Linked DNA regions of Homo sapiens: region 2 is linked to region 1. The links are chromatin loops, found by intact Hi-C in ENCODE. Cell type or tissue: Calu3. All regions are shown on one strand. Each heading gives the region's core, and the rest is flanking DNA. Links, peaks and the distances in the headings are about the cores only.

What was found. Peaks named below come from ENCODE experiments on the same cell type or tissue, not always from the same donor. Only the 100,000 strongest peaks of a DNase experiment are listed, where the experiment ranks them.
Region 2: a loop joins it to region 1, with 3 times the contacts of the local background. A loop is called at or near these places in 10 of 110 quality-filtered maps.

Annotation. Positions count from the first base shown.
Region 1 is chr3:136,071,102-136,079,444 of GRCh38, reverse strand. It overlaps PPP2R3A (protein phosphatase 2 regulatory subunit B''alpha), which reads right to left. Exons shown (of 14, transcript NM_002718.5): 7 at 992-1,078. Among named protein-coding and RNA genes, the nearest start is that of PPP2R3A, 110 kb to the right of the region's middle. RefSeq lists an enhancer at 8,330-8,343. In Calu3, for the core only: a CTCF peak has its summit at 4,040 (motif pointing left); a DNase peak (open chromatin) is centred at 4,024.
Region 2 is chr3:136,301,707-136,310,049 of GRCh38, reverse strand. All of the region lies in intron 9 of PCCB (propionyl-CoA carboxylase subunit beta), which reads right to left. Among named protein-coding and RNA genes, the nearest start is that of PCCB, 56 kb to the right of the region's middle. In Calu3, for the core only: a CTCF peak has its summit at 3,981 (motif pointing left); a DNase peak (open chromatin) is centred at 4,009.

The sequences.
Region 1 (8,343 bases), core at 21-8,020:
AGAGCAAGACTCTGTCTCAAAAAAAAAAAAAAAAAAAATTATGGATTATAAAAATGATTCAGAAACTACAACCTATAATGTGCTTCAGGAAAGTGGGGGATTATCATCATTACTCTTGAGGTATTATGGAATTACTGCCATTTTAACCCATCCCATATTACCTACTGAGAGCCCAGGCAGGCATCAGGTGTTCAATAAATATCAACACTGACTGTGATGATGACTGTTCATTTTAGAATAAAAAAATGTTTGTATATCCATCATGGACTGCTAATTTTGCCAAGTCTTCATTACTCTGTCTCAGATGAAGATAGGAAAAAATAAAGAGTAAGTAAGGTTGTATTATTAGCCTAAATTCCATTTAGTATGATTCTTAAAAATAAAACATTTCATTTTCTTCCAAGTGTGAACAATTTCACTTTATGTTTACAGAAGCTTAAACAATCAGGCATGAAGATTACTTCGGTAAAAGGCTCCCACTAGTGGTCAATACTTTCTCTCTCATTTGGTAATATGAATAAAATAATTGAATGAAATGTATTCTTTCTTAAAAGGAATTTTTAGTACTTTTCTCTAGCAGGTGCTGGATACAGAGTCATTGCTGAAAGGATCAAGTTTAAAATCTTCCAAGGCCTTTCCAAGACCCTTCCCAACCTAGCCCCAGCCCACCCCTCCAGGCTTATCTATTGTGAAGCCGCCTCTGTACGTTTTATCCATGTCTATGGAATTTATCAAGTCAGGTTTAGTGTCTGTACACTTCACTCTTTTGCTCCAGAGTGCATGCCTTCAGGCAGAGATCCCTTATTATTCTCTTCATTTTTACCCCCTCACCCAAAACATTCCAGCATCCCACGACAGGTATTTGATAAATGCTTAATGACTGAAAGTAGTGACAGTGCTTTGAATAGAGTAAGCGCTCAAATATTTGTTAAATAAAGTAAGAAAATTATCTAAATTGCTCATTACACATGAATTCTAATGAAAGGCATACTTGCAAAAAGTTGCTTTTTCTTATCTCTGTCGAAGTAATTTTTCCACTCCAAGATCTGTTGACTGTGTAGAATATTCTCTGAATAACCTGGTTCCAAAAGGAAAATAAAACCAAATAAAAACATTAAAGATCTCCACTACTTTCTCAAAGGCCATTTTATGAACATACTTGGGACCAATTTAACTTTTAGCTTTTTGATTATGTTAAGTGTAATTCCTAGTAAAAATCAGCACTGTATTTTTAAATCTACATCTATATATTTTGGATTTGCCTCTGTACTTCCAAGAAGAATAAAAAAAATTCTCTGCTCACAAGTCTTCACTTCCCAACTGCCTTCACATCACTTCTTTTGTTTACCTCTAATTTATACAGTGATGCCTGATTCAAGTAATGCTTATGGGGCTCAATGTTTTGGGAAGGCATATGAGGTGGGAAGTATCTCCTGGGTTGGCCTAATGATTGATTAACTGGTCAGAAGGGTGGCTATCAAGGTGGTATGATTCAAGAGGGCCTTATTCTGGTTATTATAGCCTTATTCACTTGAGTCTTGAAGACTCTCGGTCTTCTAGACTCTATGGAAATTCAAATACATCTGGGATAATTTATATCCTAACTTTTATTTGGGCATGAACATCTTTGTTATTAGCTGGTGTTTTAATGGGTTTAGCAGAATTGCAACTCTGGAGAAAACCTTGGATAGAATGGGAGAAGAGGAGATAAGAAGCAAATGTGTCTAGATTGAGGATGTGTGTGCTGTGGTGTAGGAGAAGACCAGAGAAGGAAGATGGAAGCTGCAATCCTGGAGGTAGGAGGTCACAGTGCATTCTTAACAATTTTACCTGCAGTCATTCCTACCCACTTCATTTCCCTTTCACTGATTATTTTTCTTCTCCCAAAGGAAGCAGTGGTAAAAAGAGCAATTTGAGCAGCTTTATTTTTTTGGGTGGGTGGGGGGGTGCATTCTGCTTTTATTTTGATAGTCTAATAATACAGAAATCCTGTATCTTTGGTGGTTTTATCATGGAAGAAATTAGATCTCTTTTTCAAGATATTTTGGTGCGAGAAGAACAAATAAGGCAAGATATTTGGACATCTTTCTCAATAGTAGGCCTAATGAGGGACTAAACCACCTTTCTTTTCTGGATTCTTCAGCAGAGAGAGTGATTCTTCAACTGTTCTAAACAGGGAAAAACTAGCATCAGGATGAAGGTCTAGATTTCAGCTGTCCAGCGCTCACTACCCCACCCCTGCTATCAGTGCTAACCCCTCTGACCCTACAGAATTGAGCTCAAGTGCCACGCTCCATGGGAGGCCCCAGGACAGGGACTGACTAGAGCTCTGCCTTCTGTGCTCCCACTGCCACCTGAGCCTCCTTTAGCTGTCCCTGTGGTTACATTCCAAACGCTGGTGCACCTGACCATCATCACCTCCAAACACTAAGAGACCAGGTCTTTCTTGACTTGTATTCCAGTAACTTATATGGTGCTTTTTTTTTTTTTTTCTTTCTGAGACGGAGTCTCACCCTGTCGCCCAGGCTGGAGTGCAGTGGCACAATCTCGGCTCACTGCAAGCTCCACCTCCCGGGTTCACGCCATTCTCCTGCCTCAGCCTCCCAAGTAGCTGGCACTACAGGTGCCCGCCACCATGCCCGGCTAATTTTTTGTTTTTTAGTTGAGACGGGGTTTCACTGTGTTAGCCAGGATGGTCTCCATCTCCTGACCTTGTGATCCACCCGCCTCGGCCTCCCAAAGTGCTGGGATTACAGGCGTGAGCCACCGCGCCCAGCCACGGTGCTTTCTATATATCAGGTGGTCCATAACTGCTTGATAAAATAATGAGGTTTGAAAGTTACATAACAAAGATTTTTGTATTATCTTTGTGTTAGAGAAATACGGGTTGGCTTCATAACTATTTGAAGAACTCTACTCAGAGTTTTGCATAGCAGATGAATGTCAACCCAAGAAAGGTCTCTAATTAGTATTTCACATATATCAGTATTTTTGTCTATTATTTATAGATAGAATCATATATAATGTGCAAAAACCACAAAACAGGTAAGTGTAACTATATTCAAAATGATTGTGAAAGATGCTACTAATGTAGTAATGTTTAATCTTGAGAAAAAATAAGACTAGAGTGTAGATGTGATCAAGATCTGAGTGGCTATTGGGCGGAAGAAGAAGCTGACTTGTTCTGTGTTTCACCAAAGGGAAGAATTACAACTGCTAGACAGAAATGCATTTATACTGAAATGCTTCAATATAAGGAAGACTTTCCTAAAATTAGCCCTATAAAGCAATGAGTTTGTATGAAGTGGCTGGGTTTCTTTTCATCTTTTCACCACAAGTATTTAGGAAGAAGTTGACAGGATTCCTGAATTAGGTGGGAGCTGGGACTAGGCAGTGCCTAATTTCTCTACTGGCCCCAACCACTCAGACTCTGAGGTCACTGAGGACAGAGAACATGTCTTACTCAATACTGTATTCTTAGCACTAGCTTGGCGGAAGTTCATGTAAAAACGATGGAGGATTTTTAGCACAGAAAATTTATGTACGAAAATAAACATTAAGAATTTGATTTATCATAATTCCATGTCCCCTCTCTCAAGTTAAAGTCAATTTCAATATATATTATTAAACCACATTTTTCTATTGAAGATTTTTGTCCTTATTTCTTGATTCTGAATGTAAATTTATCTTAAAGTATGAGTTTTCTATCTAAAATTTATATTTATATACTCAAATACTTTATATTATTTATGAAATTACTGTGTTAAAAATTATAAAACTTTATAATCTGTATCCATTCGTGCTTATTTTTCTCCTCTTCTTTTTGAATTTTTAAAATCTGCAAACAGTTTGACTGTTAGGCATTTCCTATTTTTAGCCTGTGCTAACCTACTTATCTAATACTATAAGACAATGTATTTGTATTCCATTTTTCCATAGCCTAAATCTCCTTATTCAGTGGCCACACTTCATCAGCACATTTGTTGGTTTCCACATCACTGATTCAGCACTTTAGATGGCTGAGGCAGGAGCACCATCTAGTGGTGAAGCATGTAGCTGCTGACTCTACACTAATTATTGTTTTTCTAACTGCTCTCTTCTAGGTAAATAAAATTCATCATCATTTAAAATATCAAATAAAATTTTACAATAAATCATAATTAGAATAACTATTTTCTGCTAGTGAAATAAATGAAATCTGACCATTTTTCACCAAGGGATCTTTAGTCAACTTGATATATAAGTTAAATTGTAAGTCAGTTTCCTTTCTTCTTGGTATCTATTGAATTAGAAATCTCTAATTCACAAGTATAGGTCACCAGGAATGGAAATGTTTGATGGCTCTGTCATATAGTTTTTGAAAAATGAATTAAATACAGACATAGAAGTTACAAATAATTTTTACTATGTATGTGTACAGAAGAACAAACTCCAATGCTGGAAGCCTGGCTCTCACTTGGCAGGAGTGGTGAACAGATTTCTAATTCACTCTTTGGTTAACATGGCTCAGAAAAGTATTTCCTTATGGTCTTCTGTAGAGTTAGGACTTTAAAAAATATATCTAACAAAAATTTTTTTTTCTCTCTTAAGAGGAAAAGTTTTCAAGGGGGAAGAGTTGGTAAGCTCTTAGTGTGAGCAGTCTCCACTATAGCTTAGTCATCTTAGGAAAATCAGTACCTTGCCCTCCACAAGGAAAATCCTGGCATTTCAGCCTACAGTGGTGGATTCTGGCCAATCAAGATACTGAATATATCACTAAGACACACCATTGGAGCAAGCCACAGAAATATCTCTACTGCCAGCACCAGTGTCATAAAGAAGTATTTTAAATCTCATCGCTTATTTTAAAAACTCAAGTTAGCACTTCTTTCCTCAAAAGTTGGCATATGTTGGTTTGGATAAGCAAAACCTTTTATTCACTGGCAATTTTTGCACAGCATGCAAAACTGCACTCAACGGCTATGATTTGCTGGTATTTCTAATCTTCATTTTCATTCAATATCAAAGGCTTATTTCTCAACTTCTAAATCTTTTTGGAAATAAGAATACAGACTGACTTTAGGTTCAATCTCTTTTTTTGGGTAATGATGTCCTTCTTTGCTGTACAAATAGCTGATGGTCTGTCTTTCCAGTCTAAAAACAGCTGACAAAATAATTAACTAAACAAACAGCCTTTCCTGTAACATAGATTTTCAATGATACATAGAAAATAAAAGTTTTCTAACTTTCCTTCATCATATATGTACCTCACATAAGCTAATACTTGGATCACACTCTATGTCAGTGGTTTCTTCCAAATGCAAACTGAAAGAACTGAGTAACACTAGCATGCAAACATATTAATTGTTCTTCTATACTGTATGCCACGAAGATTATATAACATTCAATAGAGTCACATGGTAACTGATTTTGCTTTTTCTGAGATATCTGTCATTAATTCTGAGGCTGATCTTTATATGTTTCTTAGAAATAGTGTGATCTTAACTGTTTTTGCTGTGAGCAGGGTAGAGAACGATGTCTTTTTAATTTGGTCACTTTTATGTCTAACAACAAAATTAATTTCATACTAGAAGGCCTTATTTTACATTTGTTCTAGAAAAACTCACTGTACTCTGAAATAATGCAACAGTTTCAATGACTTCATGCCATTATTTGACCAAGTTTCATAACAGAAAAGGCACTGAGGAGAAGATAACCAGTCTAATACAATTCTATTTCCAGATAATCGTTTTTATACTTTTTATTTGCCCTTTTTGTGAGTTTATCACAATGGCAGTTATTCACTTATCTCAGTACATATTCACGTGAAATGTTCCCAATTAGGTCTTGTTTACTATTTATGTTATGGTGCTGTTTTGAGTTGCCATATTATCATCATTTTATCACAAGTATTTTATACTTAAATGGCTAGTTCTGAGTAATGGATTCACTTTTGTGCATTGGAGATAAAGCAGCACAATGTTAATAACAAAGTGAAATTTAACAAATGTAAAGTTACATACAAATGCCATGAAAATATTACAGCAGAGATAATTAACTGTACTCTATTAATTCGCCAGTGTAGTTCATTTTGTTCAACTATTATTAACATGACGCTATTTCTCAGAAAATGTGAATTATATGTGAACAAAATGGTTTCATGGCTTTTCACTCTAAAATCATAAAACTTCCTGGGGATGGCTGGGTGCGGTGGCTCATGCCTGTAATCCCAGCACTTTGGGAGGCCGTGGCAGGCGGATCATGAGGTCAGGAGATCGAGACCATCCTGGCTAACATGGTGAAACCCCGTCTCTACTAAAAATACAAAAAATTAGCCGGGCGTGGTGGTGGGCGCCTGTAGTCCCAGCTACTTGGGAGGCTGAGGCAGGAGAATGGCGTGAACCCGAGAGGTGGAGCTTGCAGTGAGCCGAGACCGTGCCACTGCACTGCAGCCTGAGTGACAGAGTGAGACTCCGTCTCAAAAAAAACCCAAACAAACAAAAACCAAAAAACTTCCTAAGGACTACTTGCTAGGTGACCAAATACCATCGAATGTCCAAGTACTTCAAAAAATATCAAACTATGCGTTCATTAAGATCATGAAAGAAAAAAAAGAAATATCAAACTAGAACCATAAAGAAAACTTATTTCCATTTTACTCTTTTGTTCTTTAATATCTAAGAATACATGCCAACAGTTTGGACTAGTTTAATTCCAACAGTTTGGACTAGTTTATTTCTAAGATCTTTTCTAACTCTTAAGAATCTAAATTATGCTGTTAATATGCCCTGAGTTTTCAGAATAGTCAATATTCAGAACCCAATAATTCTCTTTGGGACTGCAGCCAGAGCTAGCGTAGAATTCTTTTCTTTTGAGACAGATCCTTGCTCTGCCTCCCAGGCTGGAGTGCAGGGGCAAGAATCTCAGCTCACTGCAACCTCCACCTCCTGGGTTCAAGTGATTCCCGTGCCTCAGCCTCCTGAGTAGCTGGGACTACAGGTGTGCACCACCACACCTGGCTAATTTTTATATTTTTAGTAGAGACGGGGTTTCACCATGTTGGCCAAGCTGGTCTTGAATGTCTCGCCTCAAGTAATCTGTCTGCCTCGGGCTCCCAAAGTGCTGGGATTACAGGTATGAGTCACTGTGCCTGGCCTAGAATTCTTAAACATGGATAATTTCATGTATTCACTCAGTACATATTGACTGTCTATTATATGCCAGGGAATATTCTAGGTACTGAGGACATAGACAAAGTTCCTGCTTGTATGGAGCTTATATTATAGAGACGGAGATGGACAAACAAAAAATTAAATATCAGATGACAGGAGATGGACAAACAAAAAATTAAATTTTATCAGATGATAGGAGATGGACAAACAAAAAATTAAATATCAGATGATAGGAGCTAAGAAGAAAAATGAAGCAGGACAAAGGAATAGAGTGTAGGGGGAGGGGGCAGAGGAAGAAGGGTTACAAAAACAGAGAGTGATCAGGGAGGGCCTCACTAAATAAGGGAACCGAGCAGATATCTGGATGAAGTGAGGGAGTGACAATGTGGAAATCTGTAGGAAGAACATTCCAAGCAAAGGAAAGAGGAAGAACAAAGCATGTGAGGCAGAAGTGGGTTTGGTTTGCTCATGGTGGCTGAAGCAGAGTAAGAAAATGAGTGGGAGGTAGGAGATAAGATGAGAGAATAGGGGTTGCCAGGGTATGGGAGGATTATGGAGAATCTTGGCAAGGACTTGGCTTTTATTCTATGTGAGCTGGGAAACTACTGCAGGGTTTGAGCAGAGGAGTGACATGATCTGGCTGATTTTTTAAAAGGACAATTGTTTGCTCTGTGGAGGCTAGACTATGGGGCAATTAGAGTGGTAACAGGGAGACCAATTAAAAATAAACCAAGTTTGATATCAGGGCGACAGGCCAGGTTGATTGTGGTAGAGGTAATTTAGTAGAGTGTCACGGTTAACAGGAAAAAATAACTTCTGAGATTGTCTTAGATAACAGTGACACCTTCTGGCTCAAATAAAATCTTACAAAGTTTTATACTGACATAAGAGAGCCAATGCAAAAGCACTGAATGAAAAATAAAGTTCCTACAGGAGAAAAAGAAAACAGTAGTATTTTGTAACTCGGCAGGACCTAACATATCTTTGGCTAACAAACTGTACCCTAAGTATAGGAGGGTGGTCCTCAGAGGAGACGGCCCTGTTTAGCTGAGGAATCTGAGCTACATGCCAGGGCCATCTCACTTGAGAATGTGTCTGGTGAATGGCCCTGGGGCTGGTCGGTGGAATGTCTCCAAAGATAATGTGGGAGCTAGAGCAGAGTGCATGAAATGGCTACTCCGTGCCCTGTGGG
Region 2 (8,343 bases), core at 251-8,250, 230 kb before region 1:
ATGTTGCCCAGGCTGGTCTCAAATTCCTGGGCTCAAACAATCCTCCCGTTTTAGCATCCCAAAATGTTGGGATTATAGGCATGAGCCACTGAATCCAGCTCCTTGTGCTTTTTGGTGAAGTAATTCCTTCCGTGGAATTTGGTGGTTCATTTAAGCTTCCTATCTCTGATGGGATCAATTTCTGTTAAACTGTGTTTTCCAAACAAATTTTCCAATGTATCTTGTCTCTTAGAATTTTTTTTTTTTTTGAGACAGGGTCTCACTATGTTGCCCAGGCTGGAGTATGATGGTGCAATCACAGCTCACTACAGCCTTGAACTCCTGTGTTCTAGCAATTCTCCTACACTGAGGCCTCTCAAGTAGCTGGGACTATAGGTGCATGCCACCACACCCAGTTAACTTTAAAAATTTTTGTAGAGACAGGGACTCACTATGTTGCCCAGGTTGGTCTTCAACTCCTGGCTTCAAGCGATCCTCCCACCTCAGCCTCCCAAAGTGCTGGGATTATAGGCATGAGCCACCACACCTGGCCTCTTAACGATTCTTAAGTTTCTTCTTTTTCAATGGTTATTCCCTTTCTCACTTCATACTTCTGCTTTTACTGTCTCTTTTTTGAAGTTAGCCAGTGTTTACTAATTGCAGCTATTCTTCTATTTCCATCATAAATTTCTGCATTTATCCTTATTAAATTATTTCTTGGATTTATTCTGAAATATTTTACAGGGTTTTTTCCCCTGGCTTTTCCAGTTGGGAATCTGTTTTTCTTTTCTTTTTTTTTTTTTTTTTTGAGATGGAGTCTTGCTCTGTCACCCAGGCTGGAGTGCAGTGGCACGATCTGGGCTCACTGCAACCTCTGCCTCCCAGGTTCAAGCGATTCTCCTGTCTCAGCCTCCTGAGTACCTGGGATTACAGGCACATGCCGCCATGCCTAGCTAATTTTTTGTATTTTAGTAGAGACGGGGTTTCACCGTGTTGCCCAGGCTGGTCTCAAACTCCTGAGCTCAAGCAATCCACCTGCCTCGGCCTCCCAAAGTGCTGGGATTACATGTGTGAGCCACCGCACCTGGCCTGTTTATTTTCCTTCTCTGATTTTTACTGTTTCAGGAAACAGATTTTCATCTGTTCATCGTTTTAAACATATTCTATAGGTTTTGACACATAGTGTTTTGTCTTTTTTTCTTTTAGAATTCTGTCATTTGGTTTCTATTTTCCCCTTTCATCCAAGAATTGTTTACTAGAAGATTTATTTCCCGGCTGGAGGCTACTTTTGTTTTAGTTGCTACAAAAGTTTCTAATTTTAAGCAATGTTGTTTCACAGTATTTTTTGCTCTATGGGATTTAATGATGTTTTCTTTCTGATCTAATACATATGATCAACTTTTGTGAATATTCCATGTGCACTTCAGAATAAGATTTATTGTTCATTACCAGGGTGTAAAGTCCAAAAGAAATGTGTAAGATCTACCTATTACGTTATTTAGGTCTCCTAAATTATTACTTTTGTCCATTTGACCTGCTTTGTAATAACAATGCTGTGTATACATCTCCTATTCAGTCTTTCTACCTAAGTCTGTTGAATCTCCTATAGTTTCAGCTTTATAAAGATGGTGGTTATTTCTGGCACAGATATTCGATATGCTTTACATTATCATTGTGAACTATGGCTTTTAGCAGTTGAAAATGTCCTTCCTGGGAAGCTGAGGCAGGAGAATCACTTGAACCTGGGAGGTGGAAGTTGCGGTGGGCTGAGATTGTGCCACAGCACTCCAGCCTGGGTTACAGAGTGAGACTCCATATCAAAAAAAAAAAAAAAAAGTCCTTCCTTATTATGGTTAATACCTGAACTTTACTCTGTTCAATATTAGTGTCACAAATACTGCTGTTATTGTTTCCATTCTCCCAGTATATTTCTGCCCATTCCTTATTTTTAGCCTTTCTGAATCACATTTATATACTGAATATAATTGGTCCATAACAAATTAGACATATTTTTAACAAGTGAATCAAACCCATCCATATTTATTGGTATGACACTTTTTTACTATCATATTATTATTATTATTATTATTATTTTGAGATGGAGTTTCACTCTTGTTGCCCAGGCTTGAGTGCAATGGTGCAATCTCGGCTCACCACAACCTCTGCCTCCTGGGTTCAAGCGATTCTCCTGCCTCAGCCTCCCGGGTAGCTGGGATTACAGGCATGTGCCACCACACCTGGCTAATTTTGTATTTTCAGTAGAGATAGGGTTTCTCCATGTTGGTCAGGCTGGTCTCAAACTTCCAACCTCAGGTGATCTGCTCGCCTCAGCCTCCCAAAGTACTGGAATTACAGGCATGAGCCACCACGCCTGGCCTGTCATATTATTTTTTATAATTACTATGTATTCTATATTTATTGTCTTTTACCTTTTTTTTTATTTTTCCCCTTTATCATTACCCACAATGATATATACTGTTTATGTGAGTAGTATTAAAGAATGTTTGTATTTTTTAGTCTAGTGGTTACCTTTGTAATTATGCCTTTTGATGCCTTTAGTTCATTTCCTTAATCTTTTATTAACTAGTTTGTTTTTAATGATATCTGTTAGCTAACAATAATCAGTGAGCTGATTCTGCAATATTCTTCCCCTCTCTTCTCCTCCCATTTTTCAGTTGCATTTTTTTCTGAAACTAAACATATAGTACTTATACATTGTTCTCTACCCTCATCCCCACTTCTGTTTTAGTCTTAGAATTATAATTAAGTATATTAGATAATCACTACCAATCCTTTTGTTGAAATTTCTCCAGCTACCTCTTGATTGGATAAAGCTCATTCTCTAGTAGATTCCTCAAGAAAGCCTCATTAACACAAACTTCCCTCGGTTCTTGGTTTAAAACTGGTTTTCTGCAGTCTTAATACATGAAGGTGAGCTTTGCTAAACATAAAATCCTTAGTCACAGATTCTTTCCTTCAGCCTCCTGAAAGTGCTTTTCTGTTGTTTCCTTGCTTTTCTACGTTGCTTTGGAGAAGTTGGATGCCATTTTATTCTCTTGCCCTTGTAAGTCATTTGATTTCTGCCCAAAGGTCCTGAGTATTTCTCCTTATTTTAAAAATCGAACAGTTAATATTTTCTCTAGTTTGACAATTCTGGGTCAATTTTCCCACGTGCTCAGTGTGCTCTTTCATTATATAAATCTGAATCTTATTTTATTTCTGGACTATTTTCTTGGATTACAGTTTTAAATATTAAGTCTGTTCTACTGGTTTTTCTTCAGACACTCCAATTATATGTATGTTCATTCTTCTTTGCCTTTCATTGTAGTCACTTTTTTCTCATACATTTAACTAAGAATTTTAAAAAATTAATCCCAGATGTGACAATATAACCAATAATTGTATTAAAGGTATCTGTACTATTTTAAAATTTTATAATTGCATATATGTACAACGTACATGTTTTCATATATGTATACAGTGTAGGATGACTAAAGCTAGTTAACATATCCACCACCTCACATACTTTTTTGTGGTGAGAATGTAAAATCTACTTTTACTTTTTTATATTATTTCATTCATTTTTTAGGCTATTTATCTACTTTTCTTTAATGTTCCTTATTAAATTTTCATTGAAATACATTCTCCTTTGAGCACCTTGCAATTTTGATATCATTTCTGATGCAATTTTGTCTCCCCTGCCCATTTTCTTAATTCAATCAGCTTTAACTTCTTACTATTATCTCTCCATCTTGTCATTAGTTTCTGAATTTTCTATTTTTACAACCTCAAATGCTTATCAGGGGCTACTGCACTCAGATTGAAGCATAGTCAGCTGCTTCATGATTGACTTTTACAGTGAAGGGAGTTCCATCAACTGACATGTTTCATTCTCACTTTTTGTTTTCTTATTGTAGCTTTATATAAATGAAAACTATTTGTATCTGCATTCTCCAAAGCTGGCAGATGAACAAATGAACAAAAATCCTAGTTCAAGAGCACCCTCTTCTGTCAGTATAGCAAAGTGCAGTTTAGTTCATGGGTGACTAATTTTAGGGAGGGTGATGGGGAAAGATGTAGTGTCCTTCAGTGTATTCGATTTTGTATGTCTTGCAGGTACATAAATGTAACCCCCTTGCTTCATTTTCCCTTCACAATTTCCAAAGGTACCTCTCTCTTTCCTTTGTACTCTTCTTCCCCAGAAGTAATGCCTTCCCCTGACTACCGTATTGATTTGTGTGTGCACTCTTAAGTAGCTTCTAAAGTCACTGCTTTGACTCTTTTCTAGCATATTCACTTTTTTTCTTTCTTTTTTTTTTTTTTTAGAGACAGTTTCACTCATCGCCCAGGCTGAAATGCAATGGTGCAATCTCAGCTCATTGCAACCTGTGCCTCCCCAGTTTAAGTGATTCTCCTGCCTCAGTCTCTCCAGTAGCTGGGATTACAGGGACACACCACCACACCCGGCTAATTTTTGTATTTTCAATAGAGACAGGTTTTCACCGTGTTGGTCAAGCTGGTCTCGAACTCCTGACCTCAAGTGATCCACCCGCCTCAGCCTCCCAAAGTGCTGGAATTACAGGCATGAGCCACCACGCCCGGCCAGAAGAAGTTTTTTTAAAAAGCAAAATAAAAAAGTGTAATAATACAATACTTTTTGAGTTAAAAGTAAATATATGGTCTAGGTGCAGTGGCTTACACCTCTAATGCCAGTAGTTTGGGAGGCCGAGGCAAGTGGATCACTTGAAGCCAGGAGTTTGAGACCAGCCTGGCCAACATGGCGAAACCCCATCTCTAAAAATACAAAAATTAGCCAGGCATGGTGGCACACACCTGTAATCCCAGCTACTTGAGAGGCTGAGGCAGAAGCATCTCCTGAACCTGGAAGGTGGAAGTTGCAATGAGCCGTGATCTCGCCACTGCACACTGGCCTGGGCAACAGAGTTAGACTCTGTCTCAAAGAAAAAAAAAAGTGAATTTGGAGAGAGGGATGTTCCAGAGGTAATTAAAGTTAAACGGGGCCATAAGAGGGGGACCCTAATCTGTTAGGACTGGAATTCTTTTAAAAATTGGAAAAGCTGGGTTGGCGCCCGTGGCTCATGCCTGTAATCCCAGCACTTTGGGAGGCCGAGGCAGGCGGATCATGAGGTCAGGAGATCAAGACCATCCTGGCAAACATGGTGAAACCCCGTCTCTACTAAAAATACAAAAATTAGCCAAGCGTGGTGGCGGGTGCCTGAAATCACAGCTATTCAGGAGGTTGAGGCAGGAGAATCACTTGAACCCGGGAGGCAGAGGTTGCACTAAGCTGAGATTGTGCCACTGCACTCCAGCCTGGCGACAGAGTGAGACTCCATCTCAAAAAAAAGAAAAGAATTGGAAAGCCAGCCGGGCACAGTGGCTCACATCTGTAATCCCAACACTTTGGGAGGCCAAGGCGGGCAGATCACGAGGTCGGGAGATCGAGACTATCCTGGCTAACACGGTGAAACCCCGTCTCTACTAAAAATACAAAAACAAAATTAGCCAGGCATGGTGGTGGGTGCCTGTAGTCCCTGCTACTTGGGTGGCTGAGGCAGGAGAATGGCGTGTACCCGGGAGGCAGAGCTTGCAGTGAGCCGAGATCACGCCACTGCACTCCAGCCCGGGCGACAGAGCCAGACTCCAACTCAAAAAAAAATAAATAAATAATTGGAAAAGCCAGCCTGGGCAACATAGTGAGTTGCCATCTCTACAAAAAATTTTAAAATTAGCCAGATGTGGTGGCATGCAGCTATAGTCCCAGCTACTCAGGAGGCTGAAGTGGGAAGATCACTTGAGCACAGGAGGTCAAGCCTGCAGTGAGTCAAAGTCACACCGCTGCACTCCAGCCTGGGTGACAAAGCAAGACCCTGTCTCTGAGGGAAAAAAAAAAAAAAAAGACGAAGAGATACCAGAGATCTCTTTCTGCATGCACTGAGAGCAAAGACCTCGTGAGGACACAGCAAGAGTGTAGTCCAGAAGCCAAAGAGACACAGACCTCAGAATGAAGCCAACCCTGCCAACACCATGATCTTGGACTTCTAGCCTCCAGAACTGACAGAAAATAAATTTCTGTTGTTTAAGCTATGCAGTTTATGGTATTTTCTTATGGCAGCACTAGAACACTAATACATAAAGCAAATACAGGCCAGGCACGGTGGCTCACACCTGTAATCCCAGCACTTTGTGGGGCCAAGGCAGGTGGATCACCTGAGGTCAGAAGTTCAAGACCAGCCTGGCCAACATGGCGAAACCGTGTCTCTACTAAAAGTACAAAAATTAGCCGGACATGGTAGGGCTCGCCTGTAATCCCAGCTACTTGGGAGTCTGATGCAGGAGAATTGGTTGAACCCAGGAGGCAGGGGTTGCAGTGAGTAGAGATTGTGCCACCGCATTCCAGCTTGGGTGACAAGAGCAAAACTCTGTCTCAAAAAAAAATTTTTTTTAAATAAATAAATAAGTAAAGCAAATACAACATCGATACCAAAACCTGATTTTAAAATACCTTAAAATATACGCACTAGTATCACATAATATCAATGCAGAAACTCAAAACATTAGCAAACAGAATATACAACTTCAGGAATGAAGGAAGTTTAGTATTCAGAAATCTACTAGGATAGATTTATAAATAGATCTAAGGAAGAAAATCACATGATCATCTCCAAAAACACTGAAAGTGCATTCAACAATATTCAACACTCATTCCTAACTTTAAGAACAAAATAAACAACAACAAAAATATTTAAAACAGAAGCCAGTAGTAGCTTCAACATGAAAAAAGATATAAATTAGGAAACACTGACAGCAGTCTTGCTAAACTTACAAACAATACAAAGATGCCCAGAATCACAACTATGATTCACCATTACATTTGACATATAGGGAGTTGTAGCCAATGCAAGACAAGGAAAGAAATGACATGTAAAATAACTGGAAAGATAAAATTTTATTCATTTACTTATTTTTGGCGATGGAGTCTTGCACACCAGGATGGAGTGCAGTGGCAATGATCATAACTCAGAACAGCCTCAAACACCTGGGTTCAAGCAATCCTCCCATCTCAGCCTCCCAAGTAAATGGGACTACAGGCGACAGCCACCTCACCCAGCAAATTTTTTTACTTTTTATAGAGATGGTGACTCATTATGTTGTCCAGGCTGGTTTTGAGCTCCTGGCATGAAAGGATCCTCCTGCCTTAGCCTCCCAAAGCATTGGGATTATAGGCATGAGCCCCTGCACCCGACAGAACTCTTATTTATACATAGACAGTATACAACCACATTTTTAAAACCCTAAATACCACACTCTGGGGACTGTTGTGGGGTTGGGGGAGGGGGGAGGGATAGCATTAGGAGATATACCTAATGCTAAATGACGAGTTAACAGGTGCAGCACACCAGCATGGCACATGTATACATATGTAACTAACCTGCACATTGTGCACATGTACCCTAAAACTTAAAGTATAATAATAATAAAATAAAATAAAAATAAATAAATAAAATAAAACCCTAAATAAATGACAGAAAAAAATTACAAACAAGAGTATTTAATAGGTAGCAGGATATAAAACTTTATAATGAGAATCAAGAGTTATCATATGTACCTTAAGAAAAAGTTAGAAGATGGCAGAGTAGGAAGCACCAGGAATCTGTCTCCCCACCCAGGCAACAATTGCCTGGCAGAATCTGTCTGATGGAACTATTTTGACTCTGGCGTCTGTTGAAAGACTGCAACTTCCAGGGGAAGGATTGGACTGAAAATTGGAGTTAATTTCAGCTCTTAGCATAGTAGCAGCTACCCATCCCCCACCCCAGCTCCATGACAGATATTTCCGCAAGTGTTCCTGCAGCAGTTTGCACACAGCTTGCAGGAGCCGGGGTGGGCATAAAAGGACCCTGTCCTCCAAATATTGAGAATCTGTGCTTGCTGACTGCTGCTTCTGATCACAGAGGTGCAAAGAGATGGGTGGTCACTGTTGCTACAACTCCCCACACTGTTGCGAGGCTCTCCTGCTTTGGGCTGAACTGACTTCCAAGGAATTTAAAGGGCTGACATCTTTTTACCATCTTCATTTTTTTTCTCTTTTTCTACTTTTGGGAGCCAGACGTTAACAACTAGGACACTCAAAAACAACTGCATATGCAGGGAAAATTAGAAAGTGATTGCACGTGCCCCTGCAAAGGCTCAGAAAAGACCTAAGGAAGACCTTAAGGTTACATCTCAGGCTAATCCTTGGTGCAGGAAGAGACTACAAGAATAAAAAAGACAAAAACAATAACAGAAAACAGCAAACCCTAGGGAAGAGGGAGAATCTGACTTCTAGAGTTACCAGAGAGC